Linked DNA regions of Homo sapiens: region 1 is linked to region 2. The links are chromatin loops, found by intact Hi-C in ENCODE. Cell type or tissue: ascending aorta. All regions are shown on one strand. Each heading gives the region's core, and the rest is flanking DNA. Links, peaks and the distances in the headings are about the cores only.

The links. Hi-C counts contacts between places; a loop is a spot of excess contacts. Peaks named below come from ENCODE experiments on the same cell type or tissue, not always from the same donor. Only the 100,000 strongest peaks of a DNase experiment are listed, where the experiment ranks them.
Region 1: it touches region 2 in a loop (2.6-fold over the local background); 2 of 110 quality-filtered maps call a loop at or near these places.

What each region holds. Positions count from the first base shown.
Region 1 is chr3:73,217,343-73,233,706 of GRCh38, reverse strand. All of the region lies in intron 2 of LOC107986098 (a long non-coding RNA gene), which reads right to left. Among named protein-coding and RNA genes, the nearest start is that of EBLN2, 160 kb to the right of the region's middle. In ascending aorta, for the core only: no CTCF peak of the experiment used is centred there; no DNase peak of the experiment used is centred there; H3K4me3 peaks cover 472 bases; H3K27ac peaks cover 1,986 bases.
Region 2 is chr3:73,488,307-73,504,670 of GRCh38, reverse strand. All of the region lies in intron 3 of PDZRN3 (PDZ domain containing ring finger 3), which reads left to right. Among named protein-coding and RNA genes, the nearest start is that of PDZRN3-AS1, 130 kb to the left of the region's middle. RefSeq lists enhancers at 1,935-2,004, 5,097-5,176. In ascending aorta, for the core only: no CTCF peak of the experiment used is centred there; DNase peaks (open chromatin) are centred at 5,733 and 10,559; H3K4me3 peaks cover 467 bases.

The DNA of each region.
Region 1 (16,364 bases), core at 4,910-12,909, 270 kb after region 2:
GGGCTGCTCATCAAACCCACCCAGAGTGCCAACTCCTCTCTCCCAGCGCTGCTCACCACCCTGACATCAGGCGTGTTTGTAAAACGTGCTTTGACGGCATTAAACCTTCATAAGCACAGGGCCCTGCCTGTCTTGTTCATCACGGATTACCTAGTTATCAGTTCATTTTTTTAAATGATTCTTTCTTAATTCAATAAAATGTTGCACTTCCAACTTAAAAACAAACATTTGTTTTACACCAACTACTTGCCAGACAGCACACTAGGAATTTTCTCAAGTGTTCTCTCATTGTATCTGTACAGCCGTCAGTGTTTATCAGCATTTGGTGGGAGAGGAAACTGAGGTTCAGCAAGAAGACAGACTTGACCAAGGCCATGTGCACAAGAGGTGGCAAAGCCTGGATTCAAACCGGTCTGACTCGAATCCCCCATCCTATCCCTTGTCCTTGTAAATGACATCAGCCTGCCTACCATAGTCTCTGCTGACGCACACCTTAGCAGGGCATCCAAACCTTAGTCAGTGCCACCAGCTACATTATTTTACCATACCCAGGCACCACCCACCCTATATATTTATGTTTGATTACATATAACATTAAAAATAAAGCTACTTAGATTTTAAAAAGAAACTAAATCAATTGCTATAAGTAAAAAATAACCTTAAAATATGATATTAAAATAAAGCAAAACCAAAAAGAGTTCTATAGTTCTAGCTAGATGTCAAAGCTTCTGAGCCTATAGCCTGCTCACTGTGGATTAAAGGAAGGAAATAAACAAGCCATGTCAGCACCTAGCTCAGATTTCTCTCCTTGATGCAATTAAGACTATCAATTTATAATTGGTGCTTAGAATAGTATCTGGAACATAATAAGTAGCATAAAAATGTTTGTTAACATGAAAATATGTAACTGATGGGTGTCAGGTGTTACCATCTGGTGAGTATGAAAGAAGGGAAGGAAGGAAGGGAGGGAGGGAGGCAAGGAGGGAAGGAAGGAAATGAATAATAATGAATAAGAAATGAAAGAAATTATAGACATGAGGCTGGGCGTGGTGGCTCACACCTATAATCCCTGCACTTTGGGGGGCTGAGGCAGGTGGATCACTTAAAGCCAGGAGTTCAAGACCAGCCTGGGCAACATGGCAAAACCCTGTCTCTACTAAAAATACAACAATTAGCTGGCCATGGTGGCACATGCCTGTAATCCCAGCTACTCGGGAGGCTGAGGCACAAGAATTGCTTCAACCTGAGAGGCGGAGGTTGCAGTGAGCCAAAATCACACGACTGCATTCCAACCTGGGTGATAGAGTGGTACTCCGTCTCAAAAAAAAAAAGAAAAAAAAAGTCTGGGTGCAGTGGCTCACGCCTGTAATCCCAGCACTTTGGGAGGCCAAGGCGGGTGGATCATGAGGTCAGGAGATCGAGACCATCCTGGCGAACACGGTGAAACCCAGTCTCTACTAAAAATACAAAAAATTAGCCAGGCACGGTGGCAGGCACCTGTAGTCCCAGCTACTCAGGAGGCTGAGGCGGGAGAATGGCGTGAACCCGGGAGGCAGAGCTAGCAGTGAGCTGAGATGGCGTCACTGCACTCCAGCCTGGGCAACAGAGCGAGACTCCATCTCAAAAAATAAAAATAAAAAGACATGATATATACATAAAAAGAAGAAAATATCTACATCACTATATGATGTGCTAGTTAATATTCTCCCAGGACCCACCTAAACACATCTTTCACACTCTCACATTGGACATCCACACTTTGAAAAAGAAGAAAAAAAAATTTAGAAAATGTTTCAGGAAGGAAAAAGTGCAACTTAAAATAAAAAAAATCCCAGATGTTTTCCCACAGGAGAAGAATAGCCTATTCATATAAGGGGCGACAGCACTTTTTTTGGGGATGTATCTTGATGGAGTCTTTGTGCAGGAAAGGTGAGAGTCCCAAACCCGGGACAGATTTAGAATGAGGCTGTCAAAACAAAAAAGAGACTAAAGACAGAAAAATGAATAGAGTGAGAGGGATTTGGAGTTTCCTAGGTGACCTGGGAAAAGAGGGAGGTATGCAGGAATATGAAGAAGCAGGGAAGCTATTAATCTTGCTCACAGTACCCAGTTCTCTACCTCCTTGTCCTTATTATCATGTATCACAGCGAGTATATGTGCACGTGCATGTGCTGTGCGATGGATGTCTCCTCTCCTCTTCACTCCTCCACTGAAGGCTGAAAGCTCCATGGTGTCAGGGCTGGCATCTGTTTTGCATTTACTGCCCTATATCCAAGCATTTTCCAAGGTAGGAATATCTCCATTGCTCAAAGCAGTTGCTTCACAGTGCTCTCTTCCTGTTTTATATTACAACTAGCCTAATAAAAATAGTACAGCAGGGCCGGGCATGGTGGCTTACGCCTGTAATCCCAGCACTTTGGGAGGCCGAGGCAGATGGATCACGAGGTCAGGAGATCGAGACCATCCTGGCTAACATGGTGAAACCCCGTCTCTACCAAAAATACAAAAAAATTAGCCAGGAGTGGTGGTGGGCGCCTGTAGTCCCAGCTACTCGGGAGGCTGAGGCAGGAGAATGGTGTGAACCTGGGAGGCCAAGCTTGCAGTGAGCTGAGATGGCGCCACTGCACTCCAGCCTGGGTGACAGAGCAAGACTCCGTCTCAAAAAAAAAAAAAAAATAGTACAGCAGGAGCTATATTCTAATAGAAAGACTCGAACCAATTAATACAGTGGCTGAGTAGGAATATGGAGAGTAGAATAAAATTATCCAAATCCTAAGTAGCCACTGGCCAAGTGACTTATTATCTCTTGAATTCTTGGTTCCTTATCTGTAAAATGGGAATATTAATAGTACCTACTTCACAGAGTTGGTGTGAAGAATCAATGCTAAATATTAGCCCAGCTCCTGGCACATAGTGGATACACAATGTATATTTGTTGAATGAATGAATAACGAGAAGCGGGGGCTGCGCCATGGCAGGAGCCCAGAACCTGAGGAGCAAAGGCCACTAGTGAGGGCTCCCCTTGGTAAGGGAAACCAAGGCACGGTTCAGAAAAGTGATGTCCAGTGTTCAGGTGTAATGTGTTCTCTCTGCTCTCCTCTCTCCCTTATCCTCAGATTTACTAAAATGCTGTTCTACATTCCATCCATGTGTTAGTGGGACTTCAGGAATGGGGATGGGCGAAAGGAATCAATTCCCATAGAAATGGTGAGAAGACAGTCGTTACCAGACATCTGCCAGCTTTGAAAAATCCAGCTGAAGTGTGGGGTGGCCTGGAGAACACAAGCCCCCTGTGACTTCTTAGAAGTCGAGGGAGGCGGCAGGGTGTGGGCTCCAGGCAACTTAGAAGGCTGGCAGGCATGGAGACACTCTTCACCCTGCTCCTCCCTGGCCAGCTGACTCTTGGAACAAACTAGAAGTTCAGCAAATCAAGTGGAAGAGCCACTGAAGTTCCAACACCCACCAGGTTCCGGCAGACAGGAATGGCATTGCATGGGTAAACATCACGCCCAGCATAGATTCAAACAAAGACAATCTAGAAAGCAACCCTTAGCATCTTCTATAGAATAAAGCACAAGCTATAAGTGCCTCATTCCCCGTGGAGCCATCCAGGAAGTAGATGGGCCTATATTCCAATATCAGCAAAAGCTATTGATTGGTACTTATTAAGTACTCACATGCTCCTGGTGCTGGACAAAAGATTCAGTTTCATTTATAAAAGCACTCACTCACTAAGAGTATCAACACTAATATAAATACCAAATGACAGTCCCAAGATGACCCTTAGAGGCCACATCAGAGAAGACCATGGTGGTTCAGAAAATAAGCTGTTGTTGGCACAATCCCCTCCCATATGACAGGCAAGAGCTTCAATGTGCTGGTTACAAAGGACGTTGAAAACAAATGCTGAGATACCTATGGAAATAAAATGTTAATTCTTTAAGATACATACAATAGTGAGCAGTGGTCTGTTTCTGTCCTACAATGTAAGTGTTACATCTCCATGGTTTCCCCCAGAGGTAACAAGGAGGTTTACAAATTTTAAATTCTCCTGTAAAGGATTTCCAAAAGGAAGAAGCTGTTCTTCCAAAAGGTAGGGATAATTTAGTATTTCTAAAGCTATAAATGTTTGGCCCTAGGAAGTGGGAAAGTGGTGGGGGACAGGGATGGAGTAAATAGAAAACCTTTGCCATCTATGCTCCACTGCTTATCATGACATCTAGAGGAAAAATAAACAATACCTCAATTCAAAGATCGGTTCCTGAACTGTAAGTCATTTGTAGGAATAAGTTCCCATTAATCCCTGGAAACATTTATATCTATGAAGTTTGAACAGCTCTTCCATCAATTTATTGGGGATTTATAATAAGGTAGCTGTCATTTTCCAACAAGGAGATGATACGCCCGTTGATTCCATTTCTCTTTCTGGCACATGAGAAAATAGTGAGTAATGCTTCTCACCCTGTGGGGAATGAATCAAGGGTGGCATAAACACACCCGGAGCCTTACAATGGAGAACTCTGGTGTTCTGCTTGTCATTCCTTCTCCGGCAGCTGATCAATGACAATATGGAAATGCACATCCAAGACAACCCGCCCTCGTCTGCCCGAATTCCAGGAGCCCCTCCCTCCAGGGTCCCTTTGTGCATCTGTGACAGAGAGGCTTGATGAATGGTCTCCCTGATGCTATCTATCTCATTAGAGGACAATCCTTTGCTCGATTCTTAATGGAGTTTACAAATTGGTCACCCTCCCTCTGGTACAAGATTATTATAATTTTATTATTCATTCCGGGAATTAGTTGCCAAAAATGACAACGTGATCAGTGCCACTGACAGATACAAGGAACATCTCCCATGGCATCTTAGGAGAAGGACTATCTGAAATCATGTTTGATCGCTAATTAGGAAGAAATGATTGGCTACCTTTCAGCAGGAGACATGGGAAGCTGCAGCAGATGCACCCTCTGCTCTGAGAAGCCTGCAGGCCCCGCAGCGCCAAAGGCAAAAATTAAGCAAGCTAATACATGCTGAACAAAGCCCTCACTATGCCAGCTGTAATATGCAAGTCAAATGTTAGTCATAGTCAACCTCAGTTCTATGTCGTGAGTCAAAAAATGTAGACATGTAGACTCAGACTTTGGATCTGACACCAAGCTGTGTGGGCAGGTCATTGATTCTCTTCTGGTGCCAGTTTTTCGTAAGACTACAGGGTAAAGCAGTGGTCATTAAGTCTTTTCAGTTTCAAAACTCTAGCTATGGCTGACACTGCTGATTATCAACACAGCAGCCTGGCACTTCTCCCTTCTGCCCTATAGGCAGCATCCACTTCCCACAAGAGAAATGGAAAATGCTAGATACTCACTTGCCCAACCTTCCTTGCAACTAGGGACAGTCGTCTGATTCTGTTCCACCAATGAAACATAAGTGAACACGTGCAGCGGTAGGGAGGTATCTGGGATTTAAAGAGGAGAGGGAGCGAGAGAGAGAGAGAGAGAGAGAGAGAGCACAAGAGAGGGGAGAAGAGAGAGAGGGAGAAGGGAGAGAGAGAGGGCGAGGGGGGAAAGGGAGAGAGAGAGAGGGAGAGAGAGGAGGGAGAGAGGGGGGTAGAGAGAAAGAGAGAGAGAGAGGGAGGGGGAGAGAGAGAGAGGGAGAGAGAGGAAGAGAGAGAGAGAGAGGGAGTGGGGAGAGGGGGAGAGAGAGGGAGAAGGAGGGAGAGAGAGAGAGAGGGAGGGAGGGAGGGGAGGGGGAAGGAAGAGAGAGAGAGAAGTACAGAAAGAGAGAGAGGGAGGCGGGGAGAGAGAGGAAGAAGGAAGGGGAGAGAAACAAAGAGAAAGAGAGAGAGATGAGCAAGTAGAGCATGTTTATCCTCTCCTCCTTCCTTCCATCTTTGGGCATTCCTGCGTTAGGATATAAGCTTGGAGCTGTAGGAGCCATGTTTAAACCGGGGGGGGTGGGGGCGGGGAGAAGGGTCAAAAACTGCAGAGACATAATGCCCCAGGACCACGGCATTAAGGACCTGCTGAACCAACCCGGTAATTCCTAACTTCCCAATGTCTTGTTAGAAGAAACAGAAACGCAAATTAACGTAGCCACTTTCAGATGCTATTTTCTTTCTGGTAGTCAAAAGTATCCCAAATAATTTGTTGTCCAAAGTCATCTCTGCCCCTTTTTTTCGTATTTTGTTTCACAGATGACACCTGCCTGCCCCACTATGATAGAAGTTAGACCAGCTCCAGTGGGAGGCCCACATAACCCCCAGGAAAGACTCGAGGGAAATACCCAGTCCCTCACAGCCACACTCCCAGCCTGAACTGGGATCAGGACGTTTCTTTTCTTTCTACTTCCCTTTAATTACTTCACTTCTGTGGTCTCGGTCTCTCAGTAACTCAGAACCTTCAACTGCCAAGATGCTTCTGAAGCCTTTGCCTCTGGATTCTAGTTAAATGTTTTTGTTAAAAAAAAAAAAAAAAAAAAAAAAAATCCTTAAGGAAACATCTTCAGAGATGATGCCGGATCTTAATATAAACCAAAGTTGTGCAAAATAATAGCAAATGTTACAAAAGATGGAAGTTTTAAGTTGATTTAAAGAAATGTTTTTAAGTTATTTTTTCAACCATCTAACAGTGTTTTAAAAAATAGTTTCAACTTTTATTTTAGATTTGGGGATACTTGTGCAGGCTTGTTACCTGGGTATATTGCTTGAAGCTGAGGTTTGGGGTACAATTGATCCTATCAACCGGGTAGTGAGCATAGTACCCAATAGGTTTTCAACCCTTACTCTCCTCTCCCCTCCAGTCGTCCCCAGTGTCTGTTGCTGTCATCTTTATATCCATGAGGACCCATTGTTTAGCTCCCACTTATAAGTAAGAACACGTAGTACTTGGCTTTCTGTTCCTACATTAGTTCGCTTAGGATAATGGCCTCCAGCTGTATCTTTGTTACTGCAAAGAACACAATTTCATTCATCTTATGGCTGCATAGTATTCCATGGTGTATATGTACCACATTTTCTTTACCCAATCTACCGTTATTAGGCACCTAGGTTGATTCCATGTCTTTGCTATTGTGAATAGTGCCACGATGAACATACGAGTGCATGTGTCTTTTGGTAGAATGATTTGTTTCCTTTTGGATATATGTCTAGTAATGGGATTGCTGGGTTGAATGGCAGTTCTGTTTTAAGTTCTTTGCATCTCACAACTTTTAAGAATCTACTCAACACCCAAGATATCAGAGATTTTTAGAAGGAATTAAATGTCCACTTTCCTGCTAGATCCCAGAAATCATGACTTTTACTGGCTAACTGCTCCTTGAAATGTCAAACTAACATACTTTTCTCCAAAAATAAACAATACCATTCTGAGTAACTCAGACAGAGTCTATTTTTTGCCTAATTTTGACATAATTTCCACTCATTTTGGAATAGCAGGAGCAGCCATAGCCGACCTCATATCTGATTAGTTCCAGGGAGTGAAGGGGACAGTTAAGAAATTGATTTATGGTCACTGGATACTCTCTGAGCTCTCTGCTCCATACCAAAGCTAAGGAGGCTGGAAGGAAATGTCACTATGACAACCATTTATGTGGCTAAAATGGAAAAGCAAGATTTGATAGGAGGAAAGAAATGCGTGCACCTATAACTCTAAAATATATGGCAAGTTTTATGTTTGTTTGTTTTTTTAAGACTAAATCCACCACCTGCCCCCTCCCCTAGATGTGTGTGTGAATAAAAGGGACCATAATGAAACCATGAATAATAAGTAAAGGGCTTCAGAAAGAATAGCACAGTGTCTCCAAATACTCTAATTCAACCCGCACGCAACATATGCATGTGCCCTAACTAGCCAGCGGTCATAGGAAATCCATTTGCCCTTGCCCACTGTTTGTTATTTTCTCTCCCCCATTTGAAATATGTTCTGCCAAAACCCCCACAGCAAAATATATAAAGTGTCTCAATGCTGCCTTTTTAAAACAACAGGTAGAACGAGTAATGAGTTATTTCAATGCATGCTTGGCCAAGTCTGCTGACGACAAACCCCAAACTGCCTTTGGGGGAGTTGACAGTCTCGAAAGCCCCTTGCCAGTCAACTTCATTCTCCTGGAAACCCTGAAAAGGTGTCACTGAAGCATACAGTGCTGCATGTAAGTGAAAACCAGGGGATTAACAGCCAGGGCTTTTTGTTGTTGTTGCTGTTGTTGTTGTTGTTAGTTGGTTGGCCTGAGTTTTAAATGAGCCTTCAGGAAGATGAGAGGCTTCCATAGGTGAGTGATACGGAATAACTAAGCTGTTTCCATTAAAGAAAAAAAAAGTTGTTGGGCAGGTTTGAATGTAATCTGAGCAATCCCAAACCTCACCAGTGCGGAAAGTACAAGCGAAATTACATTTATGTCTCAATTGCACTGGCTCTGTGGCCCCCACTTCAAAAGCTCCTATTACTGCGGGGAGTTTTTTTCGATGTATCTTTCTTCTCTGGCATCCTGGTTGGCACCTGCTGGGTGGAGCAGCCCCAACATCATCTCCCTCCCCTATTGCCACTGCAGCCCAGCCCCTCAGAGAATGCTGTTTCGCTGTCCAGAATGCAATCTCACTAGTGCTCCCAAAGAAGAAAACCCTGCATGGCACTGAGCTCCCTTCAGTCTTTGCTGCACTAAAGCCATGCTTGATTTCCATGCAGGAAAAAAAAAAATTGTCCCTTTTTCAAACTCTGAGTCCTGCTCTGTTACCTTGGTGCAGGGCAGCCAAGCTTGTGTCTTAAATCTCAAAAGTCCCTCAGGAAAACAATTTCTTTAGATATCTACCTGAGGCCCTCCGGATTTAAAGGTCAAACTTTGTCCTAGAGGCTGAGCTGGAGAATTCCTCTTGTCTCCTCCCACCCTCAAAATGACCAGACATTAGTCTTCCTCCTCTGGGCCACTGTCCCTACTCCCACACGTATTCAGGAGACAACTGTAAGGATGCAGGATCTGCCCCCATCTATGGGAAGTGGCTGCCCACAGCTGGCAGCCATGTTTCCACCAAGTGGCATTTCCTGCCTGGCCATAGCTAATTGGACTTTTGAGTCGAGCTGGGTTTATTCAGATTCCCTCTCTCTCTCTCAAACCAGGGAGATACGATAAGGATGAAGATAGCCATCTCTACCATCATCATCGCCAACTGTGGCTTTAGTAAGAAAGTATTATTTTTTTTTCCCGAGACAGAGTTTCACTCTGTCACCCAGGCTGGAGTGCAGTGGTGCAATCTCCACTCACTGCAACCTCTGCCTTCCGGGTTCAAGCAATTCTCCTGCCTAAGCCTCCCGAGTAGCTGGACTCCAGGCTCGCACCACCATGCCTGGCTAATTTTTGTATTTTGAGTAGAGATGGGGTTTCACCATGTTGGTCAGGCTGGTCTCAAAATCCTGACATTGTCATCCACCCGCCCCAGCCTCCCAAAGTTCTGGGATTACAGGCATGAGCCACCACACCCAGGAAACAAAGTCTTTTAAGGTTGCCAGAGAATCTCTCTGGATCTCTGCTGACTTGAGCTGAGCACTGGAAGGTCTGAGCCTGTCATTCCCTTTCGGTAACAGTGAGTACATTCAGAAGAACCTGCCTCACACCACAGTCCTAAGAGTCATCATTACTGCTACAGTGGTCAAGGGCAGCAAGCAGTCACTTGTTCCCCCAAGTCCCTGGCTTCAGTAGGCACTTCCTCACAATCACCCAAATCTGACTGATTTTGATGCCATTGCACACCATGGATTACCAGCATTGCATTTCCCATGGGTGAGAGCTCAGTATCACACTCAAGCCTGAGGACCCCAGGAAACAAATCCCTAAATCTACCTGTTTCCTGGGATTGACCCTGGTACCAACTTCCATAACATCCAGGGTTCAGATGGGAGACAGAAACACCAAGTTTAGGGGCTTTTTTTTTTTTTTCTTGAGACAGAGTCTCACTCTGTCACCGAGGCTGGAGTGCAGTGGCGCGATCTCAGCTTACTGCAACCTCTGCCCCCCAGGTTCAAGCGATTCTCCTGCCTCAGCCTCCCAAGTAGCTGGAACTACAGGCTCGTGCCACCACACCCGGCTAATTTTTTTGTATTTTTAGTAGAGACAGGGTTTCACCGTGTTAGCCAGGATGGTCTCACTCTCCTGACCTCATGATCTGCCCGCCTCGGGTTCCCAAAGTGATGGGATTACAGGCGTGAGCCACCGCACCTGGCCAAGGGTTTTTTTTTTAAAGAGGGAATGTAATAAAAAATAAGTGTCATTTAGAGATAAGGATATAACTTTGTATCGGGCAAAAAGGGAATGTGAAGGTACCACACAGGCAGCAACTGCAGGAAGTTGCTCCCACTCTTAGGGATGCAGGAAACAAAGGAAGAAGTTGGAGTTATTAATTTAGAGAAGATTCTCTCAAAGTAGACCTCTGAAGAAAGGGTACTACCCACATGGTGCTGTTAACCCCGAGGTTAGAGGAGGGATTTCCATGGGGCTGGGACCCAAAACTCTATAAAGAGGTCACTGGCCAGCCGGTACTGGTATCACTGGGCAGGCATACTGTGGCAGATATTGCCAGCACTGGGAAAACTACAGATGAATCCCAGTGCTGTTACGAGAAGGAACTGCTGCTGCCAGGGTGAAGATGCACTATGGGGCAGTCATTTCAGGAATAGAATATCTTCCAGTATCCTCTAGTTCCCCATATGGGTAGAGCCTCACACAAAGCAGTTGGCAAATGCAGAAATGTGGTTCGTACAGTCCAGTCCCAGCATCACAAAGCAGAGTATAGAAGCATAGATTTGAAACTGAGACACCATAGCTTAATAACTGGCACAGAAAGTGTGAATAGAATATCTTCCAGTATCCTCTAGTTCCCCATATGGGTAGAGCCTCACACAAAGCAGTTGGCAAATGCAGAAATGTGGTTTGTACAGTCCAGTCCCAGCATCACAAAGCAGAGTATAGAAGCATAGATTTGAAACTGAAAGACCATAGCTTAATAACTGGCACAGAAAGTGTGAGATAATATTTATCAAAACAGAACAAGGGTTCAAAATGGTAGAGGTGAGAAAAGAAGAATGGTCCTGGCTGAGAGAATTGCATAAGCAAAAACAAAGACCCAGTGAATGGTGGTTGTTATACACAGCTGAGAGATAGAATTCCTGGGAGAGGAGGGCAGAAGAGAGGGGAAGTAGGAAAGAGATGGAAAAGTCAATTGCAGTCTTATTGCAGAAGGTCTTGAGTGGCAAACCGGGAGGTTGGGACATTTTCCTGTAGTCATTTGGAACCAACCAAACATTTTTAATCAGGAAAGTTAAATGATCAAAGACGGGTTTTTACAGAGATGGCAGAATGGAGAAAGGAATCGTCACTGTTTTCACTGTTTTCATTTTTTAAAACTGTCACTGAAACAGCCAAAAGATAGTTTTATTTTAGCCACATCAACCATTCTGCTTAAGTTTTCTAGGACAAACCATATTTTTCAAATGAAAGCTTTTTAAATGGGGGTTGGGAAGAAGGGGAAACTTTCTCCTTCTGTACAAAATTTTATTTCCCTCATTGCCGTGCTACCAAGTTAAAAATCACAGATTAAGTTTTCAACTACAAAGGGAAATATAGTGACTTGACAGGGAAGAAATTTGGCAACCGCCAACTTAGCCAAGTGATCAAGGAAAACACCCTCTGTAATAAGACATATCAACATCACACACCCCTTCATGTAACTCATTGAGGACACTATATTTTTGTAGAATTCTTGCCAAAAATGTATAGCATCAGTCCAATTATGAAAAAACATTAGATAAACCCAAACTGAGGGCTATTCTATAAAATAACTGATCAGTACTCTTCAAAAGTGTGAATGCAGGTCATGGAAGACAAGTAAAGATTGATATACAGTCCCAGACTGGAGGAAACTAAAGAGAAATGACCACTAAATGCAATATGGGGGCCTGGATGAGGTCCTGGGGCAGAAAATGGGCATTGGGAGAAAAATTGGTGAATTTTGAATAAGGGCTATAGTTCAGTTAATAGTACTGTACCAATGTTAATTTCTTCTTCTTGATAATTGTACCACAATTACAAACATTTTGTTTTTGTTTTCTTTTGAGATGGAAGCTTGCTTTTTCACCCAGGCTAGAGTGCAGTGGTAGGATCTTGGCTCACTGCAACCTCTGCCTCCAGGGCTCAAGCAATTCTCCTGCCTCAGCCTCCCAAGTAGCTGGGATTACAGGCGCACACCACCATGCCCAGCTAATTTTTTTATGTTTAGTAGACACGGTTTCACCATGCTGGCCAGGCTGGTCTTGAACTCCTGAACTCAAGTGATGCACCCAACTTGGCCTCCCAAAATGCTGTGAGCCACAGCTTACGGCAAAAGTTTTGAGGTTTGTTTTTATTTGAGACAGGAATTCAGTGTGTCACCTAGGCCGGAGTGCAGTGGTATGATCTCAGCTCACTGCAGCAACCTCCCAGGCTCAAGTGATCCTCCCACCTTGGCCTCCTGAGTAGCTAGGACTACAGGCACATGCCACCACACCCAGCTCATTTGTGTGTGTGTTTTTTGTTGTTTTTTTTTTTGTTGTTGTTATTTTGTTTTTTTTAGATTTGGGGTCTCACTGTGCTTCCCAGGTTGGTCTCAAACTCTGGGGCTCAAGCAATCCTCCTGCCTTGGCCTCCTAAGGTGCTGGGATTACAGGCATGAGCCACAGGGCCCAGCCTAAGATCTTATCATTAAGGGCCGAGTGCGGTGGCTCACACCTGTAACCCCAGCACTTTGGGAGGTCAAAACAGGTGGATCACCTGAAGTCAGGAGTTTGAGACCAGCCTGGCCAACATGGCAAAACCCCATCTCTACTAAAAATACAAAAATTAGCCAGGTATGGTGGTGGGTGCCTGTAATCCCAGCTACTTGGGAGGCTGAGGCAGGAGAATCACTTGAACGTGGGAGACGGAGGTTGCAGTGAGCCAAGATCACGTCACTTCACTCCTGCATGGGTGACAGAGCAAGACTCCATCTCAAAAAAAAAAAAAAAAATAGATCTTATAATTAGGGATGTGGGTGACATATATAAGAAAATTCTCGGTGCTCATTTTGGAATTTTTCAGTAAACCTGAGTTCAAAATGTAAAGTTTTTTTCAAAAAAAAAAAAACCACATATTTATTTACATGGATTGGAGCCCCATAAGATTTCCAGCCATTATCAGCCAATTTAGCTTGGGTAAGTAAACAATTCCATGGTGCTTTTTCTAGACAACAAAGACATGGGCAATAGTCTCGGCACACCAGACAGGTAGGATGTTACTTAGGACAGAGGCATGGGTAAGGTAGATTAGACAATGGGGCCTAGTGAAGGAGAGATGAGAGGTGAGCAAAGACCAACATTGTCTGCTTCCTAATGGAGCCAGTGACCAGCTGGGTTTACAAGACAGAATATTAAGCCTCCTTCAACCAAACCACACCTCGAAACCTGCTCCCAGGACCCACACCTCAGTCATCTTTGCCTCCTCCTTCACATCCCCATAAATCAGTCATCAAGTTCTGTTGACTCCAGCTCAATATTCTTCAACCCACCACCGCCTCTTCCCTTTATCCCGCCTTCAGCCATTGTCTGTTGCTCTCTTGTAATACGACCAAAGCCAAGTGGCCATGACCAGTCGTCAAGCTCTTTTGGTGAATATGGGGGACCTCCAATGTTTGGAGGTGATTGAGAGTTACAGGCTCCTCAGCCCTTCCTCTTACCCAGGTGGCATGTCACAACGCAAGCAAGCCTCAGATCGAGTTCTACCATACCATCAATCATTTATGGGTAAGTAGGTCCCCAGAGAATCAAACCACCTGGACCTAAGCAGGGCAAACTCTCTGTTCTCAGGGTTTTGAGGTACTTTGTAAAGCACAATTAATAGTGTTCTAAGGACAGATTTGCTTCCCATCTAATTAAATTAGACAACAGAATTCACCCATGAGTGGGGGACTTGGACCTTTCAGTGTCCTAGACCTGTAATAGCCTTATTCTTGAACCCCATTTGTGCAAGAACAGATTTCTAACCAATTAGATATCTTGAACATCATTTATTTTACCAATAGAAATTATTTCTAACATCCTTTATGTTAATTAACAGACCAGATAGTACAGACTCAGACAGGGATATCAGATGGCAGGCCTGGAATGTCAATTCCTGACTAGATTAATCCAAATGTTAACTTCTTCTAAATTATAATTTAAAGTTAACTTACACCTACATGGAGAGATATATTAAACTGTCTATATTAATTTTTTTTTAGTAAATTACAGGAAATGTAACAATTTCTATATTCTGGTAGGTGCTGGGGATAATGCTGAACTAGAACAGACGTGGACCCTGTCCACAAGGCGCCTATAGTCCAACAGGGACAGACACCACTCATACAATCCCACCAATCAATATAGAATTAGCCAGCGATGTGTGCTCAGAAGAAACTGAACACTATTCTAGAAGAACCAATAACAAACAATATGGCCTTTCAGGAAGAATCAAGGAACATCACCATTTTCTGGGTTTTTTTTTTTTTTTTTTTTTTTTTGAGACAAAGTCTCACTCTGTCACCCAGGCTGGAGTGCAGTGGTGTGACCTCAGCTCACTGCAACCTCCATCTCCTGGGTCCAAGCTATTCTCCTGCTTCAGCCTCCCCGAGTAGCTAGGATTACAGGCGCACACCACCACACCCAGCTAATTTTTGTATTTTTAGTGGAGACAAGGTTTCATGATGTTTGTCAGGCTGGTCTCAAACTCCTGACCTCAAGTGATCTGCCCACCTTGGCCTCCCAAAATGCTGGGATTATAGGTGTGAGCCACCATGCCTAGCCGCAATTGAGCAGAAATCTGAAAAATAAAAAAAACTCGGTAAAGGGAAGTGGAAATGGGGACAAGAACTATAAGCAGAGAGGACAATCTGGCAGGATAGAAGGACAGAAGGAAGGCCAGCATGGCAAGAACAGAGAGAACCCTCTCCTAACCTACTCCTAACTGGCTCCCCGATCCCTGTGGTCTGTCTCCATTGACTCCATTGCCTACACCTGACCACTAGCAATTTGCAGGCCGCATTTCAAGGTCATGACAGTATATTATTCCATTATGTATTTGGAATTTTTTCTTTAAATAGACTCACTTTTCACATTTACACAAAAATGAGAAAGGAAGTTTGTAACCTCTCTCTGAGTATAAAACAAGTATCACTCATCATAAAGGAAGGTAATTCTAAATATAATACAATGCAAATGACATTATTAATTTCAGGCTATAGACAGTCTCAACAGAAAGCTCTGAGTGGGTCTGTTCTCTTAGCTAATAAAGCAGTGTTAGACTGTTCTTAGAGAAAAGAACTCTAAATTAAGACTTTATCCTTGAGTTAACAGAAAGATTCTAAGAAAAACAAGAGAAGACCATTTTATTTAATGCCTTGTCCGTAAAACTCCTAAAACCATGTAAACCTCCCAACAGTGGCATGTGTGTCACATATTGAGAAACAGTCCTGTAAGAAATATTTCTAGAGTCCCAAAATGATAGGCATGAGGAAGGAGGCATTATTCTCCCATACTGCTGATAAGGAAGCTGAAGTTCAAAGAGTTTCGGTGTCCTGCACAAGGTGCACACTAATAGGATGTGATAGAACCAGAATTGGTACCAGGAAGTCCAACTCTGGAACATATGTTTTTTGTAACTGTGAACTCCGTCATGTTGTACAATTTGTCAGAGAAGGGGGAAGAGGAAAGGTATAAGGAGGAGGAGGGAAAAGAGAGAGACAAAGAGGAGACGGAAGGGAAGGAAGAAAAGCAGGTAGGTAGGAAGAGAGAGAGGGAGGAGAGAAGGAAGGAATAAAGTAGGAAAGAAAAGAAAGGAAGGAAAGGGGAAAGAAAAGGAAGGGAAGGAGGGAGGAAGAAAAGGAAAGAACGAAGGAAGGAAGGAAGGAAGGAGGGAGCGGCGGGAGGGAGGGAGAAAAGGGAGGGGAGGGGGAAGAGGGAAGGGGAGGGGAGGGGAGGGGAGGGGAGGAATGAGAGGAAGGAAAGGAGGGAGTCAGTCTTAATTGAAGTCCATCAGATATGTTTCCTCACCATGTTTTCTGACTCAGTCATATGAAAGGAATCAAAAGATAGTGATTTCCACAACCTGGTTCCAACATTGGTCTGCAAATTCAGAGCCACTCCTCCTACCTGGACTCCCAGCAGATAACTAATTGCCTATGGCATTCTTGCCACCAAGCCCAGCTGTAACTTCAGAATTCTTCTCAACACTGCACTCCAAGAAACCTCCAAGAAGAGTGAGGGTAGGTGCTTAAGATAAAGCCTATTGCCAATCCCTCTCCTAGCTTATCCTCCATCCTAATTCACCCATAGTTCTT
Region 2 (16,364 bases), core at 5,577-13,576:
AAAATGAAGCCCTCAGAAAATGGAGTCATTACAAAATATGTCAGATCTGTAATCACCAACCAAATGATTTGTCAGAAGCAGCCCAGGTTAATAATGGCTGTCCAAGAAAGAGTGTTCAGATGCATGTCAGGGCCGAATTGAGTCCACTGGTGTGGCTGAGATGAGGAGTCCAGAAAAATAACATTCTCTGTTTGGAACCAGGAAGGTTGTCATGGAGATGAAAATCTTCCTGGTCCCATAAAAACCCTGCTTGTCATCTGACTTGAGCCCCGTATTTGCACAGGTGGTTCTCCTGAGAAGGGCTGAGTAAAAACAAATCTATTCTTCCTGAATGGCGCCTTTATGTGTCCAAGAGAATATGTTTCCTTTCTTCAGTCCCTCAATTAATGACCCATTATCAGCTAATTAAATCATGTAAATTTTATGTGAGTTCATTTGTTACACCACATGCTAACTAAGTCTATTCCTGTGTGTTTAACCATATAACTGTTTTAATTGTGAGAATGAGGTACATCAGGTGGGCATCTGGAGAGAATAATAAAGTACTCAAGAAAAGCAGACACACATACACAGCAGTGTAATATTAATTTCTGTTTATAAAGAAGGCAGAAATATGAATAAGTGAATGTCTAGCACATGCCCTGTGACTTCGGGATACTGTGTTCAACTCTATTCTCTACAGAAAAGGAGTCACATGGCTGGGTTTCTGTTTCGCTGAGTTACGTTTCAGATGCAGAAGTCGACTGCATGATACAAAAACACATCTGTTTAGGCTCTCCCCCTCCCCACTCTTGCTTTCTTTCCTATGTGTCAGAGAGCAGAACTTGATCTTTGTATACATTTTGTATAAAAGCCTTAATTCTAGGTTTAATTTCAGTTTGTGATACCTTTCTGCCCCAAAAAAGTTCAAAGCTTTTACCAAGTTTCTCAAGGCACGTTCATGGTTGCACTGAGAGAGTTGAGTTCAGACACAATAAATGCTGTGTTACATTTTTGGAAACGTACTTGTATTGTCATTTAAGACCTTGCAAAGTACATAGGGAAAAGCATTAGATGATGTCCTCTATAGTCAAAAACTACCAAACAAAGCAAAAGAAGAATTTTTTATTGTTCATTGGATAAGGCCAAGTAGACAGCAATGGGAATAATACTTTCATTAAAGCTTTACGGATAAAGAAATGATTTAAAGTGAAGAAATCATACTTTTTTTGAAGCCTGGTATTTAAAGAATGAAATCATACTTCCTTGAGGTTTAAAAATATTCATGTGTAATGCTAGACTTTGGTTATGCATTCCCAGATGTTTAACGCACTCATCATTTGTAAATGGAACTTACGTCAGATTTATGACCTCAGAATCTTCAAGTAAATAAAGGACCACTTATACATTTGCTTGTAAAGGTAGCACCTAATAGAGAAAATTTGAGGGAACCATTAAAACAAGTATAGGTTTAGCTTATAAAGGAAACACTAGTATCTAAAACTAGTTTAATTTCTTTTAAATGGACTGGGTTACCAAAGTACTTCATGACATTTTATGTTAGTAAAATGTTAAAATTTTTAAGTTAAAATCAAGAAAGCATTGAGATAAAATTGTTTTATTCAAAACAACAAAACTACTATCCATGATAGTATAATATTCTCTGACCAACAGTATTCATATACACAGCCCCAGAAGTGCAAAACCACAACTGTGTTTTCACACCTGTCTCTTGCAAATTCTTACTTAACAGATCAAAATGACCATCTTGTAGAAAGTATTTTGTGTAAGACACTGTCACCTGTGAGCCAGCAGGTGGTGCTCTGGTACCACGTCTTGATCATTCGTTTCAACTGAGAGAGGAGGGCTGCAGTCTCAATGATACCAGGCTCTAGGATTTTCTGTAAGATGCCACACAGCTGATCTTTAGAAATACCTGGCCTCTGGGGGATTTGCTTTCCATCTGACCATTTAACATCCTTGACCGAGCTGCCTTCTCTATAGCTGTACTGTTGAAATTTGTCATTTCTTACAGCTGCCTGGTTTCATGAGCTGCCAGTCTCAGAACATAGCATACCATAAAATAGGAATTCTGACCACGCAGCCTTATGGGTAAGGCAAGGGAGGGAGTTGAAGGGAAACCGCTATAGTAAAAGAAAACTCAGAAAGATAAATGTTAAATAGAATCAATGGATATTGGAGAAGATAATTTTAGTTGTTGGTGGCCTTAACTTATGGAGAACTCAGTATCTTTTCTCAGCTCCACCTAACAGTTCCCATCTTTTAGGAAAGCAATTATTTAGATGCCAGAGAACACCATTATGGAAATGGAATCTTTTTAAAATAAAAACCTATCATTTTGACTGCAACCAAGTTATAGTTTTGACTGAATGCATAATTATTACCCCAAACAAAAGGTTTTATACCTGATTCCATGCCATGATTCTTCATTGTGACCCTTTACTTGATTCTCCATCATGAGCAACCAAATCAAGATGCACATGTGTAAGTAGTGCCTTATTTTTTTCTCACTTAGCCCACTGTTGTTTCTCTTTGCTTAATAGCACAGCTCTAAGAAAACGGTTGCATTTGGTCTACAAGCTAGCAGCAATTCAAGGAGCTTCATTTTCTAATGACTTGTTTTATTTTATTTTATTTCATTTCATTTATTTATTTTGATACTGAATCTGGTTCTGTCACCCAGGCTGGAGTGCAGTGATGCGATCTCAGCTCACTGCATCTCCGCCTCCCAGGTTCAAGCGATTCTCCTGCCTCAGCCTCCTGAGTAGCTGGGATTACAGGTGTGTACCAACATACCCGGCTAATTTTTTGTATTTTTAGCAGAGATGGGGTTTCACCATGTTGGCCAGGCTGTTCTTGAACTCCTGACCTCAAGTGATCTGCCCGCCTCAGCCTCTGAAAGTGCTGGGATTACAGGTATGAGCCACCACACCTGGCCTTCTAATGACTTGTTTTAGAATGTGGATGTCAATGTCACCCACCTTATTCTCACCAAATATGGAGCTAGAGAGCCAAGTTTAACGAGGTTTTCCTTTGACACCCTGAGAGCCTCGCGTTGCATCCACTTCTTTCCAACATTATTATTTATGCTTTTTACATAGTAGGCACACAGCAGGTATTTGTTGAATGAGCCATTGCTAGATTAGAAGTGGGAAAGACTGACAGTCGAATCGTTAGGAGTCGTCTGCAGTCGTCAAGGTGAGTGATGACAGTGGCCTGTATAGGGAAAGGGGGAAGCTGGAGATGGGATGGATGTGCCCTGTTGGAGAGACAGATTCCACAGAATCTATGAGCAAACTCCAGGAACATGTTAAAAGTAGATGAGATCCTGAATGGAGGGCATCACCTCCAAAGCCCGTGTCCCAGTTGACAGTGGAAAGGACTCAGAGAGATGCCTCTAGCTCAGGTGAGGAGTGGATGTGATTTTAAGCCAAGGTGGAAAACAAGTGGGGAAACTGGTTCTGCTGTTAAGAGCCCAACAGCTGTGGCTATGTGTTTGGATTTTGCGACTCGAATCAGGTTCATTAATTATGGCCAAATGTTAGCAAGAGTTTATAATGATAAGCTGTGCAAAGAGTTTCAAAAATTACAAGTATTTCTGAATTGCTTACACGGACATTGGTAGGGAAAGAGAAGAGAAGATGGAAAACAAGGAATATACGACACCATGCTTGCCCTTGAGAATTTTAGAGTCTGTCATGGGAGACCAGACTTGCACGTAGGAGGCAAAACACCAAGTAAGAAAAAAAAAGAAATGATATAGCTCAACATGAGCAGAAGAGTTGGTGGATAGATTCACATAGGCAGCAGTGGATCAGTTAGGCTGTGTGAAGAAATGAAAGCCTTAAGATTGAAGGCTTTGGAGAGAAAAAGAGGTTTCTTTAGAAGGCATTGGTGTGGTGGACAGAGGTAGAAATGACCTGGAATAAATTTTTAGGTGGTTTAAAGGGGTGACCCAGCTTGGGAGGAGGCGAGAACTGGCAGGTGGGCTAGGCTAGGTTAGTAAGATGCCAACATAAAAAGATGAGGAGCTTTACCCTTAATCCACTCTAGAACAAGAAGGCATTGTTGGGAGGAAAAGAGCATGTTAAGGCTGTGTTTTAAGAGGATTATTCTGGCAACAACACTTATATAGAGTGGAGCCATGGTGATTAGCATTCAGCAGTCCTGGCAACTCAGCTCAGAAATATTCAGGGCCCAAAGTGAAATGTGGCAGAGCTCATGTGGAAATGGGGTTGGAGAGGGGAGTATCAGAAAGCATTTTAAAAGGCCAAGTTCAATCTTAGTGACAGATTAAAAAAATAATAATAAATAATAAGGACAGCCAGGCACAGTGGCTCATGCCTATAATCCCAGCACTTTAGGAGGCTGAGGTTGGAGAATTGCTTGAGCCCAGGAGTTCCATACCAGCCTGGGCAATATAGTGAGACCCAGTCTGTACAAAAAATTTAAAAATTAGCCAGCTGTGGTGGCATATGCCTGTAGTCCCAGCTACTTGGGAGGCGGAGGATCACTTGAACCCATGAGATCAAGGCTGCGGTTAGCCATGATCACGCCATTGCATTCTATCCAGGGTGACATAGTGTGACCCTGTCTAGAAGGTGGGGGAAAAAAAGCAAGGGCTTTCTTTGTAACCCCCATTCCTGTGGTGATGGGGTTTTCCAAATAATGAAAGAAATCCTCAACACTAAATAGCAATAACAACCACAACAATAATATTAGCTAATATCCACCAGGCTTTCTGTGTGGCCAGCTGTGGTCTAGGCTCTGTATGTTGACTCATTTCATCATCACAATAATGTAGAGGTAGGTACTTTCATTATCATCATTTACTATAGGCAAGGAAGTTATGTCATGGAGAGATTATGTAACTTGCCAAGAAAATACGACTAGGAGGTGGGAAACCCAGGTATGAGCCAGGGAAGCTTCCCCAGATCCCCTTACTGCTTTTTGTAATCTAACAGAAGACCCAACCACCACCACCACCTCAGGCTTTGGGCATTTTAGAGGATGTCATTTAGATGCCACAATATTAAAATTTCATCGATTTCTTATCTAGCGATTGACTAGAATAGTTTCAGAATTAGGATCATTCCAGAAAATCCAGAACTTGTGGTTGTTAATATCTAGAGCATCCACCCTGGAGCCTTACACGAATAGTAGCAGATGCCTCAGATATGTTTTAGGTGGTGAGTTGGTGTAAGGACTCGAGACAGAGATGACTGTGAGTCAGGTCTGAGAGCCTGGGAGGGGAGCGGCTCATGGCTCAGCCTACATGTGTGAAAACCACAGCGTGTGGCCATGTGAGTTACCAGCGTCACCTGGGGCCAGCCTGGGCCTCGTAGGTTTATAATTTGGTCATGGATGCTCCCTAATCACACTATACGGATTACAAATGAAAACTCCATGAGATCAGGACTCGCCGGTCTTCACTGATGTTTGTAACCAGTGCCCAGAGCAATGCCTGGCACCTGGCATTTGCTGAAGGGGACAAGGAAAGAGGCATGCTGTTGGCAGGTGGTAAGGGATCCAGGACACTCAGCAGAGTGATTACGGAGCATAAGAACCAGCCGTGTGGTTGTTTATCCCTTTCGTGCGGTGTCACCGGCCACTGGGAATCTCCTGGTTAAACCTCGTCTCTCAGGCAGGAACAGAGCCTGGTTTCTGCCTATGCTGGGACCCTGCTACCCCAGCTTGTATCTCAGAAGACAAGCAGCAAGCCTGACCAGCGACCCGCACAGCCAGCATCTGGGTCTATGCTGTGTGTATTGTAAAAAGTTAACATACGGGCCAGGCACGATGACTCACACCTGTAATCCCAGGACTTTGGGAGGCTGAGGCAGGTGGATCACGAAGTCAGGAGTTCGAGAACCAGCCTAACCAACATGTGAAACCCCGTCTCTACTAAATATACAAAAATTAGCCAGGCGCGGTGGCGTGTGCCTGTAATCTCAGCTACTCAGGAGGCTGGGGCAGGAGAATCGCTTGAACCCAGGAGGCGTAGGTTGCAGTGAGCCGAGATTGTGTCATTGCACTCCAGCCTGGGCAACAGAGCTAGACTCCATCTCAAAAAAAAAAAAAAGTTATGAATCACTGTGGGCTTGGAGCATCTCCCCCTTTCTCCTGCTAGCACAAAAAGGTAGCGTTAGGTTATAGGGAATAGCAATTAATTCATTGTTTTTGATGTTGCAGTTAGGGAAAAAGTACTCGACCATTTTTCAAATGCCTAGGTGGTGTTGTTTAACTCTGGTGAAAGCAGTGCTTAGAGTCCTGTGTTCTCTTTTGATACTGGAGCCAGCGGTAGTTTGGTACATACTACCAACTGTCCCCCAACACTAACCACTGAATGTCTACTTATCCCAGCTGGGAAGGCCAGGAGCTTTTCAGGTTAGTCGGGATACACATAAAGTCACTGTGGATGGACTTGATAGATAGAAACTCAAGTCAGGAGGATGGAGAAAATGGGATGGGTCTGGGAAGTATTTTCAAGTGGAGTGACAGGGATTGATGACTTACTATGTCTGGAAAGTGAGGGAGGGAGAAAGATGATTTTTGTATCTCTACATGACAGAGGCAGATAACCAGGATTTGTGGCCTTACCTTCTCTGGCGGAACTTCAGATATAACAGATCTCTGCCTAGAGGAGAGGAAGGAGTTAGAACCAGCAAGCTCAACTGTTGTTACCTCAGCATCTTCCCAGACCCTACCACCCTTTCAGGTCTCTCTTCAATTATCAGCATACTATACCTAAAGTGCTTCTCCCTTGGGCAGTGGTGGGGGGTTCTTGTGGGTGTGGGCCCAGAGGTTCGAGTCGTGCCCCTGTTACGTCCCCATCACTGCGCTGAGCTGTTGGCGGGGGCGGGGACGGGGGGCGCTGTGCCGGCCCTAAATGAGTTTTCTTTCCTCCCTTATATCCCTAGATATATATGGAGACAAATCTGTTGCTGTGTGCTGTCCCTGTTGTAAAACCATTTGAGGTATATTTGAAACAAGATTAACACGTTGATAACTGTTTAAGCTGGGTGATGGGTACGTAGAGTTTCAGGACGCTGTCCTCTACTTTTATATACGTTTGGAATTTTCCAGAATAAAAAAAATTTTACAATGGCAATAATCACCTTTAATTCTTGAGCCTTTCTGTACTTTGAGTTTTCTTAAATCAGGATGCACCTCTAATATCAGCAGTGATAATGAATCATTTGCTTTATAATAGTAGCTGATATTCCAGCTCTTTTGATTAGTAAAAAAGTTAAAAAAATTTTTTTAAAGTAGCTGAATTCACAAAAATCTGATCATTTGGCTTAAAGATGAGTTTTCATGGCTTTCTTCATTATTGATAAATACACCAAGAAAAGCAGGACCAAAATCCCACAGAAGCTGTTTCCACATTTACCTAAGTCTCCCTGTAAAATGCATGTGTGTTACTGCTCTCCAAATGTACATTTTTTTTTCTGTTCTGAGTGTAAAAAGCAGACAGAACAGGGAAGCAAATGTTCCTGAATGGCCACATTTAAATTAATCATATGCTGTCTTAAAGAAAGCAAAATAAACAAGCTCCAAACCGAAATACTCTGTAGTATTTACCCAATTATTTTTAAGCATAGAAAATAAGGCCCAAAGTGTGTATTAGTCACATTTTAACATCAGAGTCACCATATAATTTAGTTCATTTGTTAACCACATCAGCACACGTGCGAATCTCAAAACCCTGCCATTTGCTGTGCCCATACGTTAATGATTCTGCTGAAGACAAGGCCAAATACAGGACGGGAGAGGAAGAAACTGTGTCCTCAGTTAGCTTCCTTGAATATAATTAGTAATGGTCAGCGAGCTATTGATTACATAGTAAAACTTACAATTGTTTGCTAATTTGAGGGATGGATTGGCCACCTGGTAAAGCTTTAAGTAAAATATTTTTTAAATAATGTGGGGTTTTCTTGGGTTTGTATCTTTTTAATTTTTTTACCTTTTTTATTACTAACTATAAAAGGACTTTTTGTGTGTTGAAATTTGAATATGGATGGATGTTAGATGAAATTAAAGAATTGCTAATTGTGTTATGTGATATTAGCATTGTAGTTATAATTTTGTTTTTTTTTAAGTCCTCTTTACTTAGAAATACGTTATAAATTATTTCTGTGTGAAATGACATGGTCTCTGGGATTTGCTTTTAAAAAAAACACCCAGGAAATAAAAAGAATGGCGAGTTGACATATGAAACAAGAATGGCAAAATGTTGATTAATCATTCAAATTGTGTTGGGTACATGAGAGTTTATTAAGTTAGTTCTCTATGTTCGTATATATTTGAAAATTTCCATAATAAAGTGTTAATAAGGAATCAAAGGAAAGATAAACATAAAAATCAGAATATTTACCTCTCCGAAGAAAAAGAATGAGGTAATTGGATTGTAACCCTCAATAGGCATCAACAACTTGGAAAATGTTCTTAAGTTAAATGATGGGTACAGGGTATTTTTTATTCTTTGTACTGTATATACCGTGTGTGCATTATTTTGTATGTATCATACATTTCACTTTAAAAATAAATGAAGTCCATCAATATGGAGCAGTTTTTTTTTTCAAGTGCATATCTTGACTTGAGACTTAGTCTTTCAGGCTGTACTTTGATGAACAGATAATCCTTATAATTAACACATCAATTAAGAACAGATATATGGTGCTGAAAATCTTGGCAGGGGGGATGGGGATAGGGGGAAGGGTAGGGAATTAGATCAAGTAAAAAATCGATGTTGAGTACCAGCTATGGTTTCTATCTTAATTAGGCAACCTTCCTTAAAGATATAGCAGTTCTTGAAAAGCAAGAAGAGTGATCTGATCCTTAAAAAGTGGAGAAAAATAAACAACTTTCATTTACATAAACTTTCTTTGGCACTGCATTTTTGCTATTGCCAATATCATAAAAGTCTGCCTTGTGTTTTATAACACTGGAAACGTGAGCATAAATCAGTCCTAGAGAAGTTCTAGCCTTATGTGTGTAAAGAGGCTTATGCCTCGATGTTCATTGCAGCATTGTTTGTAATAGGGAAAAAGACAATCAGAAACATCCTAAGTGTCCATCAATAGCAGAATAATTAAATAAAGTATAGAATTAAAAATAATAAGACAAATATATGCGCACGGATAAGAAAGGTCTCTAAGACATGCTGTCCAGAGGAAAAAAAGTTACAAAATAATACATGATGTTTGATGGCATTTATGGGAAGATGCATATACATGAATCAATATAAATCTGTAAGTGAAAAGATCTGTGAGGGCATACCCCAGGTAGATGTCAGTGGTTTCTCCTTGGAAGAGGAGATGACCAAAAGGAATTTTAGCTATATTAAGCATGTTCTAATTTTTTTTTACAAGCAAAATATATTTGTTTCTTACTTCCATAATTAAAAATTCTTTTAAAAAGCAAACCACTTGCTGAAAGAATCTTGCTATCGAAAGAAGCTTTTCAATAAATGATTTTGTAAAATGATTGTTTTTCAGGGTAAAGTGATTGTTACATTTTGTAAAGTGATTGTTACATGGGCATATTGCGTGATGCTGAGGTTTGGGGTATGCTTGATCCCGTCACCCACATAGTGAGTAATACCCCATAGGCAGTTTTCCAGCATTTGCATTCCTCTGTCCCCCCTCTAGTAGTCCCCAGTGTCTGCTGTTGCCATGTTTATGTCCACGAGTACCCAATGTTTAGCTCCCACTTACAAGTGAGAATATGCATTATTTGGTTTTCTGTTCCCTTGTAACACTATCTCTTCAAGTTACATGTTTTCTCGATTGGGTGTTGGAAAAGTAAGCTATATCTTCTATACTGTGGAAAGTTAAGGAACCAGAAATCATGTTTTTCATTCTCTAAAAAATTATGTGTGCTCTTTAGATATTATCTTTTGATACTGAGACTACATAAGTGTCCTTCAAATAATGCAGAAGAAAAAGATCATAGGCAGGCAAAAATTACTTAATAAATTAAGCTTTTTAAAGAAGTGAAAGAATTATATCCAGAACCAACAGCTCTTAAATATTCTATTTCAATAAAAACAATTTATATACAATTGCGGTGAAACTTATTTTTGGCAAATACTCTTCCGTAAGTTATGAACATTTCTCTTGATAAATTTTATACTAGGTATATAAGTTCCTTTATTGGTGTTTTGGATGACAGCAAATGACTTTCCATAAGGCAGATGTAGATTTTATTCACACAACTTTTCAGGAGTAGCTTTATGTAAATATGTTAGGACTGTCCTTCCTTGAGCTTTACAGTTAACCAATGAAAGTGAGTTATTTTAGGGAATGGTTAGATTTGGACATGGACCAAAATTAGTTTTCTAATGAGTGGTGTTAAAGATGTGTAACTACTATTACAGAGATAATGTAAATGGCCTTCTACTTCTTAATTCTCTGATTCTGATCTTGTTTTGTAGTAAGAAAGGCTCAGTATGAATTTGAGGTACTTAACTAACTTGTTACAGTGGTGGTCAGTGAAGAAAGATTCTATCGGGCAGGACTCTCTGGAATGCATGTGTCAGAAGCCCAGCCCAAATTGGCCTCAGCAGAAAACAAAACATAGCGAAAAGCAAATGACAATTCATTGGCTAAAGCAATGGAAAAATACAAGGATATCTAGCTTGAGACTCAGCTAGAGCCAAATATTCAAATCTGGTCATCCAACGTTGATTGGTCTCTTTCAATTTACTTAGCTGTGCTAAACACTGTTGGCTTGGTTTTGGGGCACGTTCTTCTCAAACATGGTGAAAGTGGCCCCTAGCACCGCCAAGATTGATCCTGTCACAGCCCAGCAATCCCAGTGGTTGCTTAAAAGCAAGTCCTTTTCTTGATAATTCTAGCAAAAATCATAGGGAGGTCACCCATTGGCCCAGTTTAGGGCATGTGCCATCCCTTAACCAATCAGCAATCTGACTAGCCAGGCCTGAGGCACCTCTTCATCACTAAAACTAGTCGTGATAGAATCAACTTAAGTGGAACCCTGTTGAGAGAAGGAGAGGAGGGATGGCTGCCCTAGTGGAAATGAGCTATTACCAAGAGTGGATGAGGGCGGGCAGAAACAAGAGGTGCACATTACAGGGATACCAGGGATTTGAGTCTGCAGTCTCTCTGATTTTCCATGAGTGCTTATCTTCTTGGGGGAGGTGGGGGCGGTGTGTGAACATCCACACAGCCTCCTGCTCCTCCTCATCTACTGGGGCGCTCAGTCACCCAGGTTTGGAATGCTTCTGAGGTGATACTTAATGTTACAGTTCATGGTCACCGTGCTCCATGTACGTGAGGTCATGTGTATTGTGTATTGTCACTGTCTCTCTTCCCAGTTATTTTTTTCAGTCAGGTGCTAGGGAATTCTCCTTTTCTTACTATGTCATGGCTGTCCTCCCCACTCCATGGGGCTTTCAGAAAGACAGGTAGAACATAAGAGTCTAGAGAGACCTTGGGTGTCACCCAGGCCATTGAGGCTCCATCTGGGCTTGAAAGAGCCCTCACCTGCAGTAAAGGTGCCTCTGAGGCCAAGGAGAAATTATGGCATAAGAAGGGAACACCAAGGAGATGGGGGCCCGGACATACCCTCTCCCACCTCCTTCAGATTTCATTCTTTATAAAATTTCACATAAGGGAAGAGTCTCCAAAGTGTAAGGAGGGCCAAAAAAAAAAAAAAAAAAGGTTGAAAAGCCTTCCATCTAGTCTAACCCTAAGAGTACTCATTTATTTTTGTTTTAATTTTTAAAAATTGATACATAATAATTGTACATATTTATGTGGTACATATGATATTTCAATACATGCATACAATATGTAATGATCAGATTAGGTAATTGGCATATCCACCACCTCAACCATTTATCATTTATTTGCACTGGGAACATTCAAAATCCTTTCTCCTAGCCATTTTGAAATACACAGTACTGTTAACTGTAGTCACCCCACAGGCCTATGGAACAGCAGAGCCCTTTCTTCCTGTCTAGCTGTCCAAATGCCAGTGCTTAGCAGCAGGGCCTCAGTACCACACTGCCTCCTTGGGTGCTTCTCTGCTGAATGTGCCTTATCTTTTCACCCTTCTCTAAGCTCCTGTGAAGCGGGGTGTTCTTAAACACCTCTGCAGCCCCAGATCACTGAGAACAGCACCATGCACCCAGACATCCAATGAATACCCTTCACGTGTGCTTTGGATAATTGTTAAGTCCCATATTTTTTAGAGCATATTCAAGGCAAGGGTCATAAATTCAAATGCCCCCTAGGGCCAAGAAGGCAAAGGACAAGAGGGAATGAGACCAGGGACCGTAGCGAGCTCACAGGCACACAGCCCAGCCTATGATATAAGCTACTCCAGAGCCCTAGTTATCCCCAGGAGGAGATACAAGCCCACAGCTGCCTGCACATCCACATTTTTGCACGAGAAGACAGAAATCTGGGTTTTTCTGTGAAATATTTTGATAATTTTATTTTGGAAACCAATTTAGAAATTTCAGAGGCCCCTTGAAATTGGTTTGGGGGCCTGATATGCTCAGGAAAGGGATTCTACAGTTAGAGAATATGAGAAGCACTAGTTGAAACTTTCTTCACTGCTAGTTTTCAGAATCTTTTTAAGAGTGTTCTTTTCAGTGGTCTGTGTGTTTTTCCTTTAGAGAGGGTGGGGTGTGAAGAAGCACATATCAAAGGCAGAGGTCCCTAAATTCATTTCTTGCTAGAGCCTTGGAGTACCCTGAGACGTGTGAACCCTGCACCTCTGGTCCAATCAAGAACCTTCTGGCTTCATGGTCGCTCATGCCTGTAATCCCAATGCTTTGGAAGGCTGAGGCAGGAGGATTGCTTGAAGCCAGGAGTTCAAGACCAGGCTAGACAACAAAAAGGGACCCCCCAACTCTATAAAAAATAAGTTAAATATTAGCCATACACAGTGGTATGCACCTGTAGTCTCAGCTACTCTGTAGGAGGTGGGAGGATTGCTTGAGTCCAGGAATTCAAGGCTGCAGTGAGCTATGATTGTGTCACTGCACTCCAGCCTGGGCAACAAAGCAAGACCCTGAAGACCCTGCTTCTTAAAAAAAAAAAAGGAACCTTCCACACAAGGTTTTTCTTTTGCTCTTCCTGTTGACTGGAAGTCTGTCTACTTGAATTAACAAGGGCTCTTCTTCCCATGACCTCATACTCCTCTCAGTTTAAAATCTGCATTTGAGCAATGGATGCAAAACCTAACTGGCAATATAAATTTGCATCTTCTTGAAATGGGCTCCAAGAAGCAGGTTTGTGGCCAGTAGAGCCAGCTCAGAACCCAGGAGTGGTACAAAAAGCATTCAGATATCAAGATTCCCCTCCTGGCTGCATCTTCCATGGGGGAGGCCATGAAAGGGGCCCCTGGTGAACCATTGAGTCATTTATAGGCTAATCTTAGTACACTCCCTGAAGTAGGGAATGACATGGGCTGCAAGAATTCTTCCTAAGCACCCCAGAGAGAACTTCACCGATTTAAAATATGAGTTTCTGTAACCTGAGCAGGAGCTTGCGTGGTACAAGGGCTTATGCAGCCTGCCTGCCAGGAGGCCAGAGGGTCGCACTTATGAGCTTGAGCAAATGGGGCTTTTGGGAATCAGCAGCCTCCCTGAGCTTTCCTGGAGCGAGCTGAACTGACCCTGAACTTGGAGGGCTTGCCTGGCAGGCTTTTGCTGTCTCCTGATATTGCAGTTTCAACATGAGAGGGGCAGGAAATAGAAGCCCCGTGCGTTGAAGGACTGCTGTGCCTGCACTTATCTCTGGCCAGGGAGTCCTTGGACACTGTTTTCTTTGGCAGCCAGCTGGTCTAGGTCACTTGAATTCCTTTGAAGTTCAGGGATACAGGGAGCGGTAGCCACTGCCTGCATTCCTTACTCAGGAGGCAGGCATGGGGTCTGCCATTGCTTACCTGCCAGAGAACCAGGCCTTCATTAGAAAGGTCATTTTTATGTGACTATGACTGAATAGTTCAGCCTTTTCCCCTTAAGTGGGATTTTGTGCTGATTCAGCAGTAAAGAATAAGCCCATACCCCCCATTTTTGTTGCCATTGCTCACATTTGAATTTATAGGTGGAGAATGGGTGAAGAAAAAAAACCTTTGATCTTTGGTACAAATACAGCTGTGGGGCTGTTGCCCACATTTGCCGTGATGTAGATGCCCATCCCAAAAGGAGCAAGATCTGCTCTTGCAGTGGGTGTTGAGAGGGGCTGGGAGGCTTTTTCAGTCAAATATGGAGCTGAAAACTGTCAGAATGTGCTGGTTGTACATTATCAATAAGAATCCTAACAGGAGCACAGTGTGATTTCTCTTCGTAGTGGGCGTACATGGTCTTGGGTTTCCATGTGCAGCAGTGAGAGTTGGTCTCCAAAGCAGAACGGTCAGCATTAACTTCAGCCAAGCAAGCATTCTGTATGGGGTGCTCCCTTTAAGCCCAAGGGAAAGCAGGCTCTGCTGCTTTTGCCACCTTTCAGAGGGAGAGGTGTGCCCCACCAGGGGTGCAGGTGTGCTGGGGCGTGAAGATAAAATTAGTTGTTTGGAAAAAAATAATGTCTTTAAGTTTCTGCAGAGCAGATCGTACCAATTAAAATCAGTTCATCAGAGGATTTTTTAGTCAATCCATACATTCACACATAAAGAGATGTGATTATAAGTAACTTGGCTGATTCCACAAGCTACTCACAAAATCAGATCATTATTTTGTAATCACATTTGTGGGTTTAGATGCCTGAGAGACCTTCTGAACCATCACCGTTTTGGGTGCCTGTGAGAATATTTGAAACTACCGGCCGGGCGTGGTGGCTCACGCCTGGAATCCCAGCACTTTGGGAGGCTGAGGCAGGCAGATTACTGGAGGTCAGGAGTTGGAGACCAGCCTGGCCAACTGATGAAACACCATCTCTACTAAAAATACAAAAATTAGCCCAGCATGGTGGTGGGCACCTGTAATTCCAGCTACTGGGGAGGCTGAAGCAGGAGAATCGCTTGAACCGAAGAGGCGGAGGTTGCAGTGAGCCGAAATCATGCCACTGCACTCCAGCTTGGGTAAAAGAATGAGACTCCATCTCAAAAAAAAAAAAAAAGAAAAGAAACTGCCCATATGCATGGCTAGGACAGCCTTGATGTTGTATTTAGTCTTATGCAGGGCAACTCCTCTGAAGTCCTCCTCTCACTTCTCACTATCTTACACTATTTGTGATAGACAATGGAGAAAGAGGGTTTTCTTCAGCAGAGTTGGAGTATCTACTCTGTACTGGATGCTAAGGATACAGTGCTAAACAGGATCAGCCACATAATTTGCAGGGACCAGTGCAAAATGAAAATATGGGGATCCGTTGTTTGAAAAAGCAGGAAAAGGTACCATTAAAGATATGAAAATATAAAGCTTTTCCTTTTCTTTCATGATCTTTCTGTCTCCCTGTCCTGCTATTTGCTATTTAATGCCATGCATTTTCAGGCAAGGAAATATAGCACAAGTGGAAGAAGCTGCACCCTGCCCACTAGCTGCTGGGTACCTCTCCTGCTAGTCACCTGCTCAGTGCACTGTGCCTTGGCTGGGGCTGGGGAAATCAAGCCAGGTATCTCCCCCATCCCAAGGGCCTGCAGCCCTAATCCACACCCAATGCATGATGCCCAAAGATATGGCAACCAATGTGCCAGGATGCGTTAGGCCTATCGAACACACTGTGGCACTGTCATGCCCACCCACTACAGGCACACACACCTGACTCCAACCCTCGCCTCTCCCAGGCCCCACCAAGGATGGAAATCAGCAGCAGAGATGGGGAGGAGGGGGCCAGGAGGGGCCAAGCCTCCAGGTCCCCAGTGCATGCTCCATGATCCCATCAAATTTCACTTACAAAACACAAATTTTAAGATAAAATTATTTAGAATTTTAAGACAACCACTAGAGCATTAAGCCCCAAGCACAGGGTTCTCCTAAGTGCACGAAGCCAGCCCTGTTGGTAATAGAAAGATAGGAAGATGCCTCCCCTTACCTATGAATATAATTTCTTCTAAGGGCTAAGTAAGACATAAACAAAGAGGTCAGGACAAAGAAAGGCCGAGAAGGTGAGAGACTTGTAGAGATGGTAGGCAGGTGGCTTCTTGGATGACAAGTCATTGAAGCCAAGTCCCAAGCTATGAGAAGGTAGCATCCAAGGGAAGAGCTGGGAAGATTGTTCCAGGCAGCAGGGACAGCCTGTGCAGAGACCCTGTGGTAGGAAAGAACCTGGCTCATTGGAAAAACTGAAAGAAGGTTTTGTGACTGGGGCCTGGGGACTAGGGAGGAGAGTACCATGGGAGATAGTAGGAAAGGTTGATAGGGGCAGGCAGATATTTGGAGACAGGGT